Linked DNA regions of Mus musculus: region 2 is linked to region 1. The links are chromatin loops, found by intact Hi-C in ENCODE. Cell type or tissue: left cerebral cortex. All regions are shown on one strand.

Evidence for each region. Peaks named below come from ENCODE experiments on the same cell type or tissue, not always from the same donor. Only the 100,000 strongest peaks of a DNase experiment are listed, where the experiment ranks them.
Region 2: a loop joins it to region 1, with 7 times the contacts of the local background. A loop is called at or near these places in 3 of 42 quality-filtered maps.

What each region holds. Positions count from the first base shown.
Region 1 is chr16:91,437,706-91,445,705 of GRCm38, reverse strand. No RefSeq gene overlaps it. Among named protein-coding and RNA genes, the nearest start is that of A930006K02Rik, 23 kb to the left of the region's middle. In left cerebral cortex, a CTCF peak has its summit at 4,025 (motif pointing right); DNase peaks (open chromatin) are centred at 2,163, 3,137 and 4,069; H3K27ac peaks cover 1,668 bases.
Region 2 is chr16:91,382,175-91,390,174 of GRCm38, reverse strand. It overlaps Ifnar2 (interferon (alpha and beta) receptor 2), which reads right to left. Exons shown (of 9, transcript NM_010509.2): 2 at 6,222-6,314; 3 at 5,151-5,192; 4 at 4,110-4,233; 5 at 2,059-2,231. The coding sequence starts at 6,276. Among named protein-coding and RNA genes, the nearest start is that of Gm36587, 6.9 kb to the right of the region's middle. In left cerebral cortex, a CTCF peak has its summit at 4,344; no DNase peak of the experiment used is centred here; H3K27ac peaks cover 814 bases.

The DNA.
Region 1 (8,000 bases):
GGCTGTGACACTGTGATCGGCTTCCAGGCTGAAGCTGGTTTAAGGCAGGGACAGTGAACAGTGAGGGTCCCCTCATTTGGTTTAGCAAAAGCAGTTTGTCATTTTAAATAACCTTTTTTCCAGCTAGGAGTTCTTAGATCTAGTAGAAGAAAGGTGGGGCTGATTTTTAAAAACACAATATTCTGTGACCATTCATCTACCCTTATTGTAGCTTTCCTTCTTCCTTGCTTCATGGTGGGGGGAGGAGGGGATGGAGTGGCAACAAATGTCTCTGCTGGGCCTCCGAGTCTCACACACTAGCTCCCGGTGAAGACCTCAGCCTCAGCATACAGTCTTTATAAGAACTCCGAAAACTGAGCACAAACCAAACTCGGGTACACAGTAAGTCCTTAAGGTGGAAGACTCTTGACTCCTGAAGTTTATAAGTAAATCCTTAAGTCTGGTCTTGAGAAGCTTAGACCTGTGCAGTTGAGAATAGCTGTGAATCTCCAGCCTCCCACCTCACCCTTTTACCTCAGATTTTAAAACAAATCTGCTAACTAAAACAAAGGCTATAATTTTAGCAATCTAAAAAGTATTAAGATATTTTACATAGATGATGTAAAATTCTGGGTGACTTGCTATACACAGCTGAAACTGAAAACCAGCTTTGACTCAGCTTTAGGAAGTTATCGATCAGCCTGTGGCGGTGGTACAGAGCTCGAGACCAGCCTGATCTACAGAGCAAGTTCCAGGACAGCCAGGGCTACACGAAGAAACCTGTCTCAAGAAGAAGGAGAAAGAGGAGGAGAAAGGTGGGGGGGGGGGAGAAGGGGTGAAAGGAGGAAGAGGGGGAGGAGAAGAGGAAGAAGAAGAAGAAGGAGGAGGAGGAGAAGGAGAAGGAGGAGGAGGAGGAGGAGGAGAAGGAGAAAGAGAAGAAAGAGAAGAAGAAGAAAGAGAAGAAGAAGAAAGAGAAAAAGAAGAAAGAGAAGAAGGAGGAGGAGAAGGAGAAGGAGAAGAAGAAGAAGAAAGAAGAAGAAGAAGAAGAAGAAGAAGAAGAAGAAGAAGAAGAAGAAGAAGAAGAAGAAATGATGTAGCAGCAGTAATAGTAGTAGTCATTTATTGATCTTAGTTCTGCAAGGATGGGGGTGTCCAAGATTGAGGTGCAAGCAGATTGAATGTCAGATGAGGACCTAGTCTCATAGATGGTGCCTCCTGTTTGTCTTTGGATGGTTAGTGTCTGTTATAGAGAGACTGGTCCCAGCCATAGGACTCCATCCTTGTGGCTTCGTCACAGGTAACAACTACCTCTCAGTATACCAGGACTGGATTTCAACATATGCACCGTAGAGCTACAGCAACACCAAGACCTTCACATCAAAATAACCTGGGTAGCTACATTTGTTTTTATCTGGAATAGTTTTGTAAGACCACTGATGCTGGGCCTTCACTCAAGTCCCGGGATGAGCTGGCCAACACCCCAACATCTCGAGAGAAAACCACACCTGATGCAAACTGCAAGAGATTTTATTATCAGCTAGCTGAGGACGGAAGTCCCTCTGCCGTGCAGGGCAGGGGAGTTTGACCCCAGGGGTGACAGTAGGGGGCTTTTAACAGCTAGCTGAGGAGTTGGGAGGAGTTGGGAGGAGTTGGGAAGAGTGCTTCTCTTCCGGGTGTCCTTGGTGAAATTTACAAGGCAGGAGTGGGGAGTGAGTTCTTTCTGAATTTTTATCTCTGTGTCCTCGGCATAGGAAGGCAGGCATCTCTGGTTGTACAGTATAGAAACAAAAAGGCTTTTTGCAGGCTATAGAGAACAAAGAGCTTTTTTCTAGCTGTATTTTTAAAGATCAGGGAAAATAAGCTTGGGGAACATCCAGGGGCTGTACCTTCCAGGGAGAAACGCTCTAAGTCGGGGTCTCACAGTTTTTACTAGTTTTGTTTTTCTCTTGCATGTGTGCTTTGGCTAACTATAGTTTTTTTTGTGTGTGTGTCTTGTTTTGTTTTGTTTGTTTTTTTGTGTGTTTTTTTGTTTTATCTGCATGTATCAAAGACTCTACTCCACATGTTCACTTGTTGTGCCAAGAAAACTTCGGTTACAATTTTAAAAAGATACATTAATTCAGTCCTCATTCTGAGTACTAACTCTGTAGAATGAGTCATGCCAGGTGCTACCACACAGGGAGGAGTAGCAGCGACATAGAGAGCTGCTCCCCAGTAGCACTGGTGGGGCAGAAAGACACGGCTCCAAGGTGATCAAAGGCCTCTAAAAAGAAACGGAGTTAACTTCTGATTTCCTGAACAGGTCTGAGTACCGAGTGAATCCAGCTAGCTGAGAATTAAAAACAGAAGTAACCATTTCCCAGAAAACACTTGTCCAAGCCTACTGGGTTTAGCCCGAGGAGCTGTGGAATGAACGAAGGAGCCAGCTAGCTAGGGTTGTTTCCGCTGCAATTTATTTTGGGGTGTGTATGTGGTGGGGTGAGGTTTGCTGACAAGAGCGTGGTCCTGGGTGCCAGCAGGATCAGTGGATTCTCAATTTTGAGTTGCAATGGGGGCAGCATTAAGTAAAAGTGGCTAAGACAGACTTCATCCAAATGAGATTGCACCTGGTTTATCTTAAAGCCAGTATCAAAGGGGACAGGCACGTTCCTGGGACGGAGAGTGCCAGCGTCACTGTCCCCTAAAACTCTGCCTATGCTGCCAATGGTTTTATTTGTGGCTTGTTGGGGGAACTGTGCATGGAAAACTGACTAGGGCATTTCCATCCCCCTCCACCCCCATGGCTGCAAGGCTGACATCCATAGTGACAGAAAAATGGGGTGCTTTGAAGTTAATCCAGCCACTGGAGCAGGGGGCCCTGTGAAGAAGCACAGTGAACCTGTGGGCAACCCAGGCAACCCGGGGTTGCAGGCTAGAGCCAGCAAAGGAGGCCAGGGATGGGGAGGAGAGGGAGAGAGTTTGTGTCTTGGGCCTTCTGTAAACAGGAGGACACATTCTGCCAGGACATCTTGGTGTCCCAGAGGACACCCTGCTGGTGTTGACCGTGACCCTAACACCTTGAATACTCAGAAATTCTTTTGCCTTGCCTTTGGGGGTTCTTCCTGCCTCCACTCCCTGGCTGTGAAGTTAGCAGCTTTGCCCACATCCTATCAGCACAGCCAGAGCCTCAGCACAGCCACCCACACCATGCGGCTCCAAGGGCTCTGTGGCTGCTTGTTATTCTATGTGGGAGATCCCTGTAGAAGAATAGAGGACCTGGCAAATAACGAGCTTTTAATAGGTAGTGCTTTTTCATCAATATCACATTTAAAAAAAAAAAAAAAAACATGTTCAGTCAGGATGTGATGGTGCATGCCTCTTTTTTTTTTTTTTTTTTTCCGAGACAGGGTTTCTCTGTATAGTCCTGGCTGTCTTGGAACTCACTTTGTAGACCAGGCTGGCCTCGAACTCAGAAATCTGCCTGCCTCTGCCTCCCGAGTGCTGGAATTAAAGGTGTGCACCACCATGCCCGGCGATGCATGCCTTTTTATCTAGCTCTTAGAAGTCTCAGGCAGGAAAACCATGACTTCAAGCCAACCTGTGTTACGTGGTGAGACTATGCTACCTTAAGAGGCAAGAGAAAGAAAACAAGGTTCCAAGCACATCTACGAGGAAGACAACTGTTATCTTAATTCCCCAGACCTTAGAACTCATCTTTGAACTCCTGGATCTCTCCCTGTGAGGCCCCTGCAGGCTCCACAGGGGAGGCGCTCACGATGCCCTATCAGCAAATGCAGACAGCTTCTCAGATGGTTGGGAGCTGCATAGGCAGTGTCCCCTACCTTGGCACCAAGAATGTGACACCTAACGAACACCACCCTTTCTGTAAGCCTGGACAGAAAATGTTATTCATGAGAAAAATAGAGATTGCTGAGACCAAATACCAGCACCAGTTTGCAAGGCCTGAGCAAACTTTTAAAGGGTCTATTTGTTCTTATTTTATAAACATTTGCTTGAATGTATGCTGAGTGTGCACCACATGCATGCCTTGTGGCCAAAGAGGTCAGAAGAGGGCCTCAGCTCCCTGGAGCTGGAGTTACAGGCAGTTGTAAGCTGCCACGTGATTGCTGGGAAGTGAGCCCAAGTCCGCTTCCAGAGCCACGGGTGCTCTTGACTGATAAACCACCTCTCTAGCCCCAGAAGTCACTCTTTGATTTGATTAAACAAGCAAACATGACCATTCGAACGCTTGTTGGCTCACGTAGTCTTTTTGCTTTGGGATTTATTTACGTTATTTGTGTTTTTCTTTTGCCCCACCTTTTAAAGAAAAAAAGTCTTTTTCTCTCTTGTAGGAGTGGTCTTGTCTCTGAATAGTTCTTTTTAGTTCACTTTCACCTTTCCAGCAGGGGTTTAACCTGTCCACTGTGGCCATCTTAGACCTGGTAACTTGTGAGTGTGGGGGACTGCTTGCATAACTTTGGGTTCTAAGCTTGGCCAGCTTTCTTTACTAGGTACCAGTGATAACCTAGCCAGCTGAGACAGTCAACTGTGTTTCCAGGTATTTCCTCACGTCCCCTGGGGGACAAAACCAACTCCCATGGAGAAACACTTCTCTGGTAATGAGAGTGCTCTAGAAATTTGAACATAGTCAACTCCTGTGTGTTTCAGAGAGGTCACGTGTAATTACTCTTTTCCTCCCAAGCAACAAGAAGGCAGAGATCCTTGGATTTAAAATTTTCCCCTTCTGAGGCTAATGAGGCCTTAACCCCAGACAAAGAGCTTCAGACAGCGAAGGGATGTTGACAGTGGGAGTCCTCCCCGGGAAAGTGCGCAGCAATTTGTTATCCAGGACCAAGGGGCCAGCCCCGAAAATGTACATACAAATGCAATCATATAGACTGAGCAGGTCACATTTAGGAATACACACACACACACACACACATGTATACACAGACACATATACATATACACATGTAACAACATTTTTAAAAAGGAGAGACCATGAACTTGAAGGAGTGCAAGATGAGGAATACAGGGAGGTCCAGAGAGATGAAAGGGAAGGGCAAAATGTTGTGATTATATTATATTCTCAAAAATGAAAGAAAAATGAAATGATATAATTAAGCAAAAAGTTCTTTTCTTTCATTTTAGTTACTTTAAATAACTACAGTTGTTCAAAGTTAAAAAAAAAAAAACCAAACTGTATTTTTTAGATGGGTGTCATGTAGCCCAGGCTGGCCTCAAGTCCACTATGTAGCTCAGGTTGACCTTAGCTCCTATCAGTTTTCCAACTGTCTCTTGGGTGGGGTAAAGTATGGTCCACCATGCCTGGATTTTATCTTTAGTTGCAAAGCTGTCTCTATTTGTTGTGTAAAACATAAACATTTAAAATGTGTATGCATTATGAGATGACTAACTTAATTAACATAGGTATTATTCTATAGATAAGATTTAATGTTGCTATAATGTAAAATTTGTTCTCTTAGTGGCTTGCAAACAGTTTCATATTCATATTCTTGATCATGGGAATCAAGAGGACCCTGCTCCAATGCTATACTATAGAGGGCTTGTTTGAACTGTTGCTGTTTGATATAATGAACCAATATTTGTTTTGATTGGCCAGTGTACTTCCCAGGCTTTTCCTGTATTCGAAAATAGCACCCCTTCCCTCTGAGGTCAGTTTCCTTCTTCCTAAAATAATGCCAAAGATCTTTAATAAAGGTCCTTTGAAATCAAAGCCTCTCGCTTTTGTTTGTCTGAGTCTTCATTGTATTTCTTTTCCTGGCATTTTTGCAGTAATTTTCCTGAAAAAAAAAAAAAACACGCAGTAGCGTAAACAAGGCCAGGTGGACTGGGTTTGAATGCATTCAGGAGGAATTCCACCCCTCCAGGCCTCTCTGTAAGGTTGTGTTTCCCTTCAAGAAAGTCTGCCATCTCTGTTCTCCATATCCAGCAGGTTCACTCTCACGTGATCTCTCCATTTTTGCATCTTGAACAGATTGGGGTTTGAGATTTCTAACTTGTATCTATTGGCCATTTAGACACTGGCACTTTGCCTTTGCTGGATAGTTTGTCTGCTCTTCTCCGACTCTGGCTAGCCTCATGACAGAGCTCCTCTCTCCTTCCTTGTCTCGCATTGCAACTGTCTTTCTGTTCTCCTCCCTGCTCTGGAAAATCATTAGTCTTAATAGCAAGATGCTCTGCATACAGACAACACACTTTTGCCTAGAATATCCTAAATATTCTACTCTAAAGCTATTTAGTTAGACAACATTCTTAAGATATGATTTTAGGATAACTGTATTTCTGCAAAGATACAGTTTATGAAATGCTAGTCTCTTATACTGTGAAATATTTTTTAGGTGAGCGTCACATCAGGAGAGATGGCGCAGAGCAGTAGTTTGCTCTCTGGAATGTGGTGGGCCTCCACTGATCCATTGGAGGTGGTATGAGAAGAAAACAACAGACAAACAAACACACAGACAAACAAACAAACTGAGGTCTTCCTACCCCAAACTGCCTTTGAACTTGAAAGGAGACAACATCTTCCCTGGGTTGACAGCCTGGTGCTCTGTAGTGAGAATTTTGGTTTCTTTAAAAACAAAGAAATGTGATGGAAATATGTTTTTGTCCCAGGTATGGGATGTGGGGTTGCTTCCGGATGTTCACAGCAGCAGACTATGATTTACCTCGTGCTCTGGCAGGGTCATTTTGCCAGTTGCAAATAGTTTTTTGCAAGTATATGACATTTGGAATTATGGGGACTATTGAGAGAGTATATAAATGCAAGGGTCCTGATCCTGAGAGGGGTGTGGGTGCTGCTGCTGCTCTTCCCGCTGCTGTCTGCTGGATTCTGTCTGCTGTGTCTGCTGTCTGCTTTCTGCTGTCTGCTGTCTGCTATCTGCTGTCTACCTGCTGGATTCTGTCTGTTCTCTGCTGTCTGCTATCTGCTGGATTCTGTCTGTTGTCTGCTGTCTGCTGTCTGCTGTCTGCTGTCTACCTGCTGGATTCTGTCTGTTCTCTGCTGTCTGCTATCTGCTGGATTCTGTCTGCTGTCTGCTGTCTGCTGTCTGCTGTCTGCTGTCTGCTGTCTGCTGTCTGCTGTCTGCTGTCTGCTGTCTGCTGTCTGCTGGATTCTGGTTGCTGGTTGCTGGTTACTGGTTACTGGTTACTGGTTACTGGTTACTGGTTACTGGTTACTGGTTACTGGTTACTGGTAGGAGATATGCTGACTAAAAGATCAAATTTGCCCCAAGGAACTTGGTGGCCCTAATCAACAGGAAGTAGTCTAACATAACTGATGTCCCCCTTCCCCTCCAGCCTTCTTTCTCTCCTACTTAGTGTTGAGAGTCTGGAAGGGAGAAGCGAGGAGAAGGCTGGAGGAAATAAGAATCCATAAAATCACCAGAAGTCCAGCTACAGTGGTCTGCCCTCGAGATTTGGGTCTTGCTGACTCTCACAAATGCATGAGCCAGTTCCCTGGAACAAATGTCTGTGTTTATCTTGGGAAACTTTGACTGACATCTTCCTCTTTCTGCTGGGTTCCCAATTCTCTCTCTCTCTTTTTTTTTTAAAGATTTATTTATTCATCATATGCAAGTACACTGTAGTTGTCTTCAGATACACCAGAAGAGGGCATCAGATCTCATTACGGGTGGTTGTGAGCCACCATGTGGCTGCTGGGATTTGAACTTCGGACCTTTGGAAGAGCAGTTGGGTGCCCTTACCCACTGAGCCATCTCACCAGCCCCCCAATTCTCTTTGTTTCTGGTAGTGAAGTCGATGTCTGACTGTCTAGACTTCAACTTTCAGACTTTTCATTTCTGAATGTATTCTCATCACCCGAAGATCCAGTCAGTCATTTCTTAGCCTGCTGCAGATGATAGGGATTGCTCTATCTCTTTTCTAAACAAAATTGTACATTCCTGTGTGGGGGTGCGGCTCAGCGGGTAACACGCTTGATACCCGATATGAAGACCTGATTTCAAAACTCCCAGGGCTGATGCAAAGAATGGTACAGTAGAGCACAGCTATAATTCCAA
Region 2 (8,000 bases), 56 kb after region 1:
TTAACTGCAGAGCCAGCTCTCCAGTCCTGTTGGTCATTTCTTTATAACAAATTATTAGAGAGGAATTCTGAGTCACGTGAGAAAGGTTTTAAATTTTATTCTCTCTCTCTTTTGATGTAAGTACATCTATTTAAGGTAACCGTTTAAAAAAATTAAATTTTTTTTTTTTTACATTTTTAATTTATTTTGTTTTGTGTTTGAGTATGTGTAAGTGTATGGGCCACTCTGTCACAGCACATGTGTGAATGTCAGGGGACAACTTGTAGGGATCAGCTCTCTCTCTCTACCTTGTGGGTTCCCAGGGACTGAACTCAGGTCATTAGGCTTGGTGCTAAGTGCCTTTACCCACTGAGCCATCTTGTTGGCTTATGTTACTTTAAAACAAAACAAAACAAAACAAAAAAAGAAAACAAAATATATTGCTGGATCTGTTCAGAAGAAATATGTCAAAGAATGATGTCTGTCTTTTTTTCCTAGTCCTGGGGGGTTTGTTTGGTGTTTTTATTATTAGATATTTTTTAATTTACATTTCAAATATTATCCCCTTTCCTAGTTTCCCCTCCAAAAATCCCCTATCCTCACCCCCTCCCCCTGCTCCCCAATTCACCCACTCCCGATTCCTGGTCCAGACATTCCCCTATACTGGAGCATAAAATCTTCACAGGACCAAGGGCCTCTCCTCCCATTGATGACCGACTAGGCCATCCTCTGCTACATATGCAGCTAGAGCTATAAGTCCCACCGTGTGTTTTCTTTGGTTGGTGGTTTAGTCCCAGGGAGCTCTAGGGTTACTGGCTAGTTCATATTGTTGTTCCTCTGAGGGGGCTACAAACTCCTTCAGCTCCTTGGGTACTTTCTCTAGTTCCTCCACTGGGGACCCTGTGCTCCGTCTAATGGATGACTGTGAGCATCCACTTCTGTATTTGTCAGGCACTGGCAGAGCGTCTCAGGAGACAGCTATAGCAGGCTCCTGTCAGCAAGCTCTTGTTGGCATCTGCAATAGTGTCTGGGCTTAGTGGTTGTTTATGGGATGGATCCCCAGGTGGGGCAGTTTCTGGATGGTCATGCCTTCAGTCTCTGCTCCGAACTTTGTCTCTGTAACTCCTTTGTTTGTTTGTTTGTTTGTTTGTTTGACACATCATCTTGCTATGTAGTCTTGGATGGCTTCCTACTTTCTATGTAACATTAGGCTGACCTCAAACCTCTGTACTCCTCCTGTGTCAGGCTCATGGGTGCTGAGATTGCAAGTGTGCACCACCACATCTGGTGGCCTTAGGTTTTAGTATCTTTTTTATATTTAGGATTTGGATCATGAAAAATACTTATTACTTTAATATATATTCTTTATCACGATCTATAAGCTGTGCTTTGATTTTTTTTTTCTGTGAGTGCAATGCACAGATGTGATTGTTGATCCAAACAATCACACCCCTGGGACAACCTCCACACCCCTGGGATGACCTCCTAAGACTGACTCATGATCTGGTCATGGTTTCAACCGTTGTCATTTTCCCAAGTATGTACGAGTGCACACACCTGCTGAAACCAAAAAAACGTTACCATGGAAACCAGTTATAAATTTAGTCACTGAAAACACAGTGGAGCTGGAGCCACTAGCATAAGTGCTCAGGACATGGGAAGATAGAAGGGTCACCCCACTCCTGGGCCCCACTTGCCTTGTGAGCTGAGTGCCCTAAGTGTTCATATATATAGCCTTCTTGACTTACAGTCTCAGGTGGTGGACAGAAAGATACTGCCCTAAAGAGATGTGATGGTATAGAAAGACCCATGCAAAGCCTCTGCCTGCTTCCTGCCAGGTTGTAAAGTGAACAGAAAGACAGCAACAATTACCTCTGAAAACCTGCCTTATACACGTGCCGAACAAAAACCTGAGAAGCTAAGGTTATGAACCCATTTTCTAGATCGGAAAGCTGAGGCTCTGAGCAACCAAATGGCCACATAAGGTAGGGCCAGGAGTCAGGCCAGCTCTCCAGCCAAACACCTTCCTCGTTCACAGCAAACCACTGATGAGGTTGAGAGACACAGACACCCACTCACCGTTTGCAGGCACGATGTAGTCTGAGCAGCGGCACACGGTCAAGTCCCCTCTGTGCACTATGACGATGGCGACGACGTAGCTCTCCATGCCCTCCAACCACTTATCTGTCACGTCACATGATGACTTCGTGGTATCTGAACAGTTCTTAACCTTCGTCAGATTTTCGTCTTTGCTTTGGAGGGGGAAAGATTGAAGAAGGAAAGACGAACATGCGTGTGGTGAGAATCCGTTTCCTGTGCCTCATATCTTTTATGATGGCTAAAAGAAATGGTTTGTAGGCGTTGCCCAGATATCCCACAATCACATCATTCTAAAACTGAACACATTCAACTTCGCAAACCCCTACCCACCCACCCACTTCTAATCTCTTCTGGATTTGTTTTCCCTTAATGGTTCATCCCCAACTGAGTCATTATACTTTTATTGTTTAATAGATAGAATCTACTGCATGCATATATGAAGGGAGGGAGGGAGGAAGGGAGGGAGGGAGGGAGGGAGGGAGGGAGGGAGGGAGGGAGGGAGGGAGGGAGGAAGGAGCCCTGGGTTTGGGCTTTTCTCGGCCTGGGCCCCAGACTTCCCTCCCTAGGATAATTAGCAGTGCTTTCTTTGAGATGTGTCTCTGGCTGAAGGTCACATAGCCTTACATCTTAAGTCAGAATTCTGTTCATTTAGGGACATCAGGGACAGCTGATTCACCAAGCTTGGGAAAGTAAGGGAGTGTGCTAGTTAGTTCCAACTGTCAACAGGAGATAGAAGAGAACCCAGGGTTGAAGGATTATCTAGGTTCGCCTGTGGGCATGTCTGCAGGTGACCATCTCCATGGTTAACTGTAGGGTGGCTGGCAGCCTTCTGTGGGTTGGGCATTGGATTGTGTAATGATGGAAAGCTAGCTGGGTAGTTTGCAAGCAAGGGAGCCCAGCATGTATCCTCTCTCTGCTCAGGACTGATGGGATACCTGAAACTCCTGCCTTGAGTTCCCTCGACAACCACCCGTTGCTTCCCAAGTTCCTTTTGGCCAGAGTATTTTATCACAACCACAGAGATGAAACCAGAACGCGCAAGCTAGCGATATGTGTGATCATCAGCAGAGGAAATGTGAGTTTTGCAGGAGGAAGGCAAAGTCACAAGACACTCATGCTTTCTCCTGGCTGGTATAACCGTTGGAGTTATGATATACAAGAGAATAGACAGTTTCGGGCCAGGGCTACAGGACTTACATCATAGATACACTCTCTCCAAAGAGCTACTGAGAAAAGCAAGGACTTCGGAAAGCGGCTGTTGTTTGTGGGCAGAGGAGGGCCAAGGTGGTCCCTGCCAATTCCATCCTTATCCCCATAGCAATGTTTAGGCAAAGACAAAAACTCTGGGCTAAATATTAAGCAGTCCAGTGATCTAGTGGCTTTGGACCCAAGCTTGCCAAGTAGGGCTTTCTGGAGTATACCTTGTCTCCATGAGTAAAGAAACAGGGACATAAACCACCAATATGGTCACGAGACCTTGAGCCTGATGGAAATTCGGACTTGTAAACTCTAGAGTGACCTCGGAGGAATCACTGTGCAAACTGCAAACTGCCAGGATTTGGCTTATAAACACAAGCTTGGCTCCTGCTGCAATAGCTTTGGGCTACAGAAGAATTTAAATTAATTAGGAAAGGATAGGTGTTTTGACTTTGGCCTTTTATGAGTCAGAAAACAAAAAAAACAAAACAAAACAAAACAAACAAACAAACAAAAAACCCCAACAAGACAGAGAACTGGAAAGATGGCTGGCCAGATAACCTAGCAAAAAACTCAAGCCCAGTGAGAGAGACTGTGTCAAAAAATAAGGCAGAGAGTGATTGAGGAACTTCCAGTGTCAACACACACACACACACACACACACACACACACACACACACACACCCCTCCCCAAAACATGTAAGTTAACCTAAAAAGTTCTGGGGCAGGAAGTATGCCTAGCGAGGGGAGAAACCATGCAATGGAGGAGAGGTAACATACTCAGTGAGAGAGAGAGAAAAAACAAAAAACACAAAAAGGCCACGCCAACTGACCTCATGACTGTGTACCAGAGGGTGTAGTTAGCGGGTGGGCCAGACTTGTTCTCTAATTCCCAGGATAAAATTAGCCGGGAATTTCGTATTGTTATGTTTATAGTGCAAGGTTCATCTGGATACCCTAGAAAGAACAGGAGGCAACGATGAGAAGAAACGATGAGAAGAAACGATGAGATTTGGAACTAGGGTGGCACTCCCTTAGGAGCTCGGACACACACGGCTCACAGGCAAGCCCTAGTGGAAGCATTCTGGCACTTAGACCAAGCAGGAAGTCCACTGGACACGGGAAGTGAAGCAATTCAGTTGATTAGTGACAACTTATTATCAGGGCAGGAAAACTAACAAATGGGAACTCGGCACCCTGTAAACACAGGACAAAGGGCTTCTCTGAACTGTTTTGAGTTCACGGATTCAAAATATTCCTCTCTCAACTGGCCCATAAACTGCTGTGCCACCCACCCCTCTCCCCCTCATTCCTCCCTCCCTCCCCAACTGTCCCTCTTTCTCTCTCTCCCCCACACTCTCCCTTTTCTGTCTCCCTCCCTCCTGAAGTCTCTCCCCATTATCCTTCCCTCCCCACCCCCCTCCTTCCCACCCTTGATCTCAAATCCCCACTGCATTTTTATTCCCCTCATCACACAAAGGAGAACAAATTTCAGTTGAAGAAATTTATTTTCCTTTGCCTGAAACTAATCTGTAGACGATTGGAAATTAAAGAGACATTCGTCTGGACCCTGTTCTGTTTTCTTCATCCTTTTCTTAGTGAGCTGAAAAGCTTCAGTGTGCCTTTAAGAGGGCCTCCTAATAATCACTAGTGCTTTTTTTGTTTTTGTTTTTGTTTTTGTTTTTGTTCCCTCTTATAATAGTTTAGAGCACAAATAATGAAAAACACCCTTAGCTCCTCTACCTAGAAAGGATTCCAATAAACTGGTCAGCATATCTGGGGTCAGAAATCAAACTCCCCCCCCCCTTTCCTGCCTGTTAGCCAGATACTTTGACCCTTACATTAAATTCAGTCAAGCTCAGAACAGTTCTTACCATCAAAAGCAGACGGTGTGATAGTCTCTAGGCTCGCAGACACTAGAAGGAAGCACAACAGATTACAACAGGGCTTGTTACGGGCCCAGACTGTCAACATTACTCTAAATGTAAGGCTCTATGACATACATGTGCTACTTAAGGGTTGAGATTTTCTTGTGCTAACAAAAATCCTGTGGAGAGTATGGATGCTCTTGGGTAATGTGGTATGGCCGACATGACACGTGTGCCATCTGAAGGTGGCAATCGGGGCGGATGTAAAGTGAGGCCGCTGGGACTTGACACAAACGGCAGGGGTTGGAAGGGTTGAGAGAGTGTCTGAGAAGTGGCTGTCTATGTGACACATTTCTCGGAACAGAAATAAGCACGCTGTTAATTAATACATTTAAAGTAAAGATATTTAACAAGAGTGGCAGATGAAGAGAGGGTATTTGTGATTGGAGTTAGTGAGTGTCGTCCCTTAGAGTAGGGATGGGCAAGAGGGGTCATTTGTTTCCTGATCTTGCAGTGACTTACAGGGAGTAGAGTTCCTGGTATTTTTTAGAAACCATAGGCGGGACACATTAACTGTGGATGTCCACACTGAGACATTTGTCATACTCCTGGATCCGCTGAGGACAATGAATGGGAGAGATGACATTGTGGAATTCAAACAGTTCAGAGGAAGGAACAGAAAGGACGTGAAGAAATACAGATATAGAAAAGATAAGGGCTAAAAAGAAAGGAAGAGTATAAATCAATGTGTAGGGATGGATTTTTCAAGTTAGTTTATATGGGAAGAGATAAAGGGATGGCCACCTTCTAAACGCCACCGGGCGTGAGATTCAGGGTGTGCAGAGCCGCAACCCTTTGAATTATAAACAAGGCCGTTTCCTGAATATGGCTGTAGCCTATATTATTCTGGCTTAGCTAAAATGAAGGGGAAGACCCCCGTGGGGTGCCTGATGCTGGCCGTGCTGATCTGGGTTCTCCAGATATGGACATCAGTGTGCTGCTCCACACCAGGGCTCTCTGTGATGACAGAAACAGAGGCTTTCTCCTCTAAGGGCTGTGCTGAGAAGTAGCCCTTACCCACAAGACACAAGCTGAGGAGACCGACGGCAGAGACGGTGCACCGTGAACGCATCCTGCTCAGCTCTTAAGTCCGTTTTTCTGCTCTCACACCTGAAAGAGATCAATATTGAGTTGGTCAAAACTCAGAAGCACCCAATTATATTGTAATTTACATGATAGACACATACACGCTAACGAGAGACGAGTAAGAACGAGCCAGATTTAGCTGCAGATGCGGCCCCGTGGTAGCCCTGGATTGGTTAGGATTAGGGTTAAACTTGCATGAGTTTACTGTGCGTGTCACATCTGTCCTCTAAGCAGAGAGGTGGGGGAAAGGTCAGGCATTCAAGGTCATCCTCGGCTACATAGCAAGTTTGAAGCCAGCTAGAGGAGCTACCTGTCTTTAAAAATAAATTAAAAAGTAGCCAAATTCTGGTTTCAGTCCTTCCTTGATCCCTGGGACTTGCTTAGCTCACCTTCCGCTGTGGTATCAATCCCTAGTTAAAACGACTTAAAACCAAAAAAACCAAAAAACCAAAAACTTAAATTTTGAACAGGCAATAGGCATTTGGTTAATTTCAGTATTAAATAATTAAATCTTAAAAATTTAATTATGTCTCTGTGTGGGAATGTGCACGTGTGCGCATTGTTGCCTGTGGAGGCTTAAGCAGTTGAAGGGGTTATAGGCAATTATGGCCATCCTACATTGCTGTGGAGACGTTCGAGCCCAGGCTGGCTCGAACCTGAGAGAGCCTCTTGCCTCAGCTTCCCAAACGCTAGGACTACAGACAGACACCACCATTCTGGCCAAACGCATTTCCCTCTTCTTTCAGGCAAGAGGTAGACTATACAGCCCCGTTCTACCTAATTTTTCTTTGCCTAATAAATTTGGGAAGCCTTCCAACCAAAGACAATTTTCTTGTTTTTTGACATAGTTGCACAGCATGACTATATGTACATGAGACCCCTTACCGTAATGTTACCGACATTACGGTAGCCACCCCTGACTCTCCTGTCTTCCCCGCTAGGATGGATTAGACTTGCTCAAACTGTGAACCAGATAACTCTCTCCTTGGAGTTGCTTCTGGCCGGGTATTTGGTTACAACAGGGGACAAGGCAACTCATACAGAAAACTCGCAACAAGTGCAGCCTTTGCTCTTACAAACTTGACCGTGTGGTTCCTAAGCCTTGGGAATGGGTTTTTGGGAGGAATGTGGAAGATTTTGGAGCCGTTGGTTATAGAAGCTTTTAAGTGCCTCTGAAGGGCTTAAAGCTTTAAAGACCAAAAACGTTCTCAGCCATACACACAGTAAAGACTGTCCTCTCTAGCTTCATAGAGGAACAAGAACTCTTTGGGGAAGTTGGCTCGAGGTCATTTGTGCTATTATCGGGCAAAGAATCTGCCTGTGTCCTGAGAATCTGAGCAGGCTGAGAGGGGAGTGACATTAATTTGTATGGAGAAGGGCATCTGAATTAAAGATGGCGTGCTCGTGCAGGCTGTCATGGCTACTGCTCACAACCTTATCCGTGTCTATGGTGAGGGAGTACAGTGAGGTGGAAACACGGGAACAACATGGAGTCTGGCAAGGAAGGGGGTGGATTTAAAATTGCTTGCAGGCAAAGTGGGTGTGGCCGAAGCATTGGTAACTGTTACAGATGCTGCCATACCAAAGAGAAACCCAGGGACTTTGCCCTAGGGTTGTAAGAAAGTCATCTGGCTGATTAGATGTCACCTACTGAGAGTTCCAGGTGAACAATACTTTTCGTATGAAAAGAAAGCAACCGAAGAGGTAGAA